Regions from separate parts of the Homo sapiens genome. Here region 2 is linked to region 1. Evidence: chromatin contacts called from ENCODE Hi-C data. All regions are on one chromosome and are shown on one strand. Each heading gives the region's core, a stretch centred on a gene start or an enhancer-like site at or near the end of the contact. The rest is flanking DNA. Distances are from core to core; before and after follow the strand shown.

What was found. Hi-C counts contacts between places; a loop is a spot of excess contacts on that map. Pooled maps may share reads with other maps.
Region 2: a loop to region 1 is called in a pooled map, with 10 times the contacts of the local background. The contact joins the promoter of COPB1 here to the promoter of PRMT3 in region 1. A Hi-C loop is called at or near these places in 4 of 50 pooled maps.

Annotation. Positions count from the first base shown.
Region 1 is chr11:20,386,390-20,389,106 of GRCh38, reverse strand. PRMT3 (protein arginine methyltransferase 3) reads right to left here and starts at 1,391. Exons shown (of 16, transcript NM_005788.4): 1 at 1,333-1,391; 2 at 953-1,088. The coding sequence starts at 1,360. RefSeq lists enhancers at 521-570, 426-1,032, 1,033-1,640, 1,514-1,683 and a silencer at 1,121-1,680.
Region 2 is chr11:14,498,461-14,501,160 of GRCh38, reverse strand. COPB1 (coat protein complex I subunit beta 1) reads left to right here and starts at 1,350. Exons shown (of 22, transcript NM_001144061.2): 1 at 1,350-1,454; 2 at 2,176-2,323. The coding sequence starts at 2,233. RefSeq lists an enhancer at 1,129-1,228.

The DNA of each region.
Region 1 (2,717 bases), core at 142-2,641:
TTCCACAAATGTTTACCGAGATAGGTTATGTCGACTATTTATGGAGGCTATCACAGCCACGGTACCACTGGTGCTCAATAAATATTTTATGACAACTAGAATATATACAGGCATTCTATCTACCCAATGGGGCTACAGATGAGAACACTAACGCACCACCACTCAGCACCATGCCCAGATACAGGGAACACTGGAAAATGTATTAAAGTAACACCGGCCAATGCCAACCGGGCCTCTTTCATGCCTACTTGCCTAGGACAGGAGCCAAAGCTTCCCAAGACTAACAGGCAGAATTTTAAGTGGCAAGAATGTGAGTTTGGAAATAAGCACACCACAGCTTTGTGACCTTGAGCAAATTATTGATACTACAGTCTTTTTCCTTAAGTGAAAAGTCCTACTTAAGTAAGGTGAACTTCCTTCTTAGACTATGGAAACCGCTCAAATAAAAAAGAAATGTTTCACCTGAGAAGCTCTGTACTGGTCAAAGAATTAGCATGGTAAAGCCGGAAGGCTCCGTAGGGATTATCTAGTTCAGGGTGGCTGCCAAATATGTTACTCGTTAGTAGTAACTCGTTAGTAACTTCACTGTTACTTCCGATCTTGTCCTCATAAAAACAGAATATTCTTAGACCCCATCCCTGACTTGGAAGGATTCAGGTGCAGAGTTCAGTATCATTTTGTTTTCAGCGTCTCAAGTGACAAGATTTGGGAACCACAGATTCAATGCACTACCAGTCAAAAGCTTGCAGTACAACCGGCCTTCCAGTTCACGGTTCCCCCTCTCTACTACCGAGGGTCCTCCTTCTCCACAAGCCCTCACCCCAGACCAGTGGTTCCAGAATTCAAAGACAGGCCACTCTGGCTTGCCTCCCGCCCGAAGGCGTTCCTGGGCACACAGACCCCACGCGCCCGGGCACCCTAGGGCAGAGGCCAGGCGCTGAGGCGGACGAACCTGTTACAGAACAGGCAGGGGGTCTGCTGCTTGCCGTGGGGGAGATCTGCATCGTCCTCATCCTCCCAGGCGGCCTCGTCCCCGCTGTCCGACAGTTCTGGCAGGTCCTCCTCATTCTCCACAGCGCCCCGGCCGCCTAACACACACACACAACAATCAGATCGGCCTCGGACACCGGTGCGGCCCGGGGGCTCGAGGAGCAGGTGACGATGGGCTCTCCTCCGCCCCGTTCGCCCGCGGCCCTCACTCAGCACCTCCTTCATGATCCCTGCGAGCCCCCCACCCTGCCCGGGCCCGTGTCCCGGAGGGTCTTCCACCGGCCCCACAGCGGCGCGGCCTGGGGCTGGACGAGCCGGGTGCTGAGGGGCCAGGGTACCCACCGGTAGCGCCTGACGCTAACGAGCACATGGCTGTGGTGCCCCGAGAGCCCGGCGTGTCTGGGGGCGGGGACCGGGTTGGGCAACGAGCGCGCGCAGCGGCCGCCGACTCCAGGAACGAGCGCGAGCACAAGCGCGAACCCGCGGCGGGACCCGGGCTCCGGAAACTTCGCAGACCGCCGGGAACGCCGAAGCGCGCGCGCTGGCTCGCAATCGCTTCCGGCCTCGAGGCGCCGTGCGGGTCACGTGAGGTGGGGGCGGGGCGAGAGCGGGGGCTCCGCCTCCTCCTGCCGCAGGGTTGGCGCAGTGCGCGCTGAAGAGGCGCGCTGATGACGGTTAATGTTGCAGCCCGGAAGATGACTTTTGTCTCCTCCTTGGGTTGCGGCAGGCGTTAGTGGGAGGTCGCGGCCCGCTGCTGTGAGCCCCAAGGCAGAGAGACGTCGCTGCGGTTTTGGGGTTGGCATCCTGTCCTCTGTGCGCCCCTTTTTCCTGGGATGAGCGGTTAGCGGAGGGGCGATCGGCCCATGACGCCCTCTGGTGGCGGAGGAGGCCAAACGCTGGAGGCTCGGCTGGTTTCTGGGCTCCCAGGTCCTGGAGGGGGTGCAGCTGGCGAGAGGGAACGAACTGCATGGGCCAGGGTGGGTCTACTGCAGGGACAGATAGGTGTCAAACCCCCCAAGACGGATTTTAATCTTTGGTTAAGTGAGAACGTGAACTCTAGAGGCAGCCTGCTGGGTTTGAATCCTACCCACGTCACTTTGTAACTGTGATCTTGGGCAAGTTACTCGACCTCTCTCTGCCTCAGTTTCATCAAATACAAAACAAGGATAATAACTGCACTTGGGCAGGGCACGGTGGCTCACGTCTATAGTACCAGCACTTTGGGAGGCTGAGGCGGGCGGATCACCTGAGGTCAGGAGTTGGAGACCAGCCTGGCCAACATGGTGAAACCCTGTCCCTACTAAAAATACAAAAATTAACCAGGTGTGGTGGCACGCGCCTGCAATCCCAGCTACTTGGGAGGCTGAGGCAGGAGAATTGCTTGAGCCCGGGAGGCGGAGCTTGTGGTGAGCCGAGATTGTGCCACCGTACTCCAGCCTGGGCAACAGAGCAAGACTCCATCTTAAAAAAAAAAAAACAAAAAACAAAAAACCTGGACTAACTTCAGAACTACAGTAAGGATAAAACGAGTTAATACATGTAAAGTGCTCAGACATAACTATTTAAGCCAGGGAGTGATGCTCTCAGATGTGTTGAGAAAGTAACAATCTGGCTGCTGTGTGGGGAAGAACACAAATGTTCCCCTGCCTGCCTCATGCCACGTCCCTTTCTTCCTTTCCTTATATCTCTTCAAACCATAGAACTTTTTTTTGTTTGATTTTTGAGAC
Region 2 (2,700 bases), core at 101-2,600, 5.9 Mb after region 1:
TCCTTGTGATAGAACTGTTCTGTCTCGACTGTGTTGGTGATTACACACATATAAGCATGATAAAATTGTCTACAAGTGAATATAAAAACGAGTACATGTAAAACTAGTGAAGTCTGAACAAGGCTGGGTGAATTATGTCTGTCAATTTCCTGAAATTGATATTGTACTATAACTATGCAAGATGTTACCATTGGGAGAAACTAGGTAAAGAGTATATGGGATCTCTGTATTCATGTCACTCTACCATTAAGATTAAATATTAAAAAAAATGAATGCACAGAATCAGAGAGGCACTCTTAAAGTGCTGTCAACACATGGCCTTTGAATACAATTTTGGGTGCTCAAAGAATTTGTAGATTGCTTGATGGTTCTAAAAAGAGAAAGCTCAAAAGAGCTAGATCCTACATAAATGAGGTACTATTGGTGTTCCATCTTCCTGAGATGAACCTGTTAACTAGGGCAGTTGCCGTCAGATCTGTTTTTATTCGCAGTATTTTGCTTAAGCTTTAAGATATTTTGTTATTAATAATTGGCCATAAAACCCTTTTGTGGGCAGAGGGAGGTGTAGGGGCGGGGCGTGCTATGGAACTTCAAATGGGCAAAACCGAAAGTACTATGGCTGATTGCAGCTGTAACAGGTCTTTGGAGATACGTAAAATCCTTTAAAACAGTGACTGTCTCCCTTTATGCATAAAAATTTTTTCTAATCTACTGGGTGCTCAGAAAGGATCACGGAAAGAGGCCATTATTAAATAAAAAGCAGAAATTATACCAATGTGACTTTGGATTTTCAAATAACTCCAGCCCTACCTGCAGAGAGGCAGATTCAAACTACTAGCGATGTTAAGAACTGAAATGGATTTTAATCTAGTGATAATTAATAAAATAACTGAATTACCTTCCCAATAGTATTAGTTACTTTCCCAGTTTATTAGGGTGTGGACAAGAAAAAGGATTACTGGGTTTCCACTTTCTAGTCCAGAGCTCTTTTTCACGGGAACAGAGCCCTGTAAAAGTTTCCCTCTCTCCAAGCACTTTCTCCCCTTGACTGTTCCTGAAGAAGGAACGATTTCCAGTTAGCGTTTAAATTAGCATAGTGCTTAACTCAGAGCTTGGCTTGCAGGGAAAACTAGAAAATACGTGGTTTCATTGCTCTGCGGCCTAATCAAACCCTGGACAAGAGAAGAGGAAGAAAATAGGATATACTTGCAGCGCGCAAGCGCTGCACAAAGAAAGCATGTCCTCTCTGAGTCGCCGTAGGTGCTAGGTGGCTGTGGCTTCGGTCGTTACCCCACCCCCTTCCACGTCAGCCAAGGACTCTGGAGCCGCCGCCGCCGCTGCTGCGGTTCATAGCCGGAGTAGACGGAGCCGCAGTAGACGGATCCGCGGCTGCACCAAACCACTGCCCCTCGGAGCCTGGTAGTGGGCCACAAGCCCCCAGTCCCAGAGGCGTGGTGGGTCGGGCAGAGTCGGAAGAACTGGCTTTCTAGCTGGAAGATGCGGAAGGGGAGCGACTAGGCCGCTTGCGTCTGGGCCTGGCAGAAGGGACCGGGTGGGGGTACGGGTGGGGGTGCGGGTCGGGGTGGGGGCGGAGGGCTAGGAAGCTCCGGGTCGGACGCTCCATCCCGTCCTTTGTATTGGCCGGGGGTCTTTTCCCTCCCAAGACCCCTAGGCGTACCCTTTCAGGCCTAGGGCTGCTTTGCTGGAGGAAGGGGAGGAGGAAGCGGGTGGGGCGAGGTGGGGGTGCAGCGCGTTGATTAAGGGACCCGCGGACATAGAGTCGGAACCCACCAAGGACCGCGATAAAGCGCTTTAGGGTTTTGGCAGAGTATTCAGGCACAAGGTCTCTTAACTTGAGCATGCAGATTGTGTGTTGTGTAAAAACCATACGGTCCATAACATTGTGGGGTGTGGCTGGGGGGACTGTCACTGTTCTGTGGGCCTTCATTCGGCTATACAGCATTCTCAAACACTGGACCGGGATGCGATGAGGGAGTGATAGATAATATACCTTATGCCAGAGCTGATAATGTGGTTTTTACTAGAATTTATTTTTATGGGAACACGATATAGATTGACCTGCCCTTTCTAATACTTTAAAAGGTCACTATAGGTACTTGTTTGTGGGTTTTTTTTTTTTAATTTGTAATGATATGTCTGTGTTTATTTTTCTAGATTTTCTGGCATCCTTAAATCTTGTGTCAAGGATTGGTTATAATATAACCAGAAACCATGACGGCGGCTGAGAACGTATGCTACACGTTAATTAACGTGCCAATGGATTCAGAACCACCATCTGAAATTAGCTTAAAAAATGATCTAGGTAAACTTCGATATTATTTTGAGAATGAAATGAAAAAAGAAAAAACAAAAATAAAAAACTCATATTTCATATTCCTTTATAATTAGAAATGCTTAATTTTTGTCTAAAGTTTTTCTAGGATCTCTTCGATAGACCTTTTATTAAAAATGCGAACTTCTTTAAATATTGGTTGTTTGAAATAGAACATCTCAGTTTATCTTAGTAAACCTAAAGAAATTGTAATAGTTTAGATATTCCTCAAAATGTCATAATTTTTGTAGACTTCAATATATTAATGTGGCTGATTATTTTCTCTAGGCAACAGGTTGAGGATGTGTATTGGAATATCTTAATTCCATCGTGCACTTAACTTCATGTTACTTAGCTTGTAAAACCAA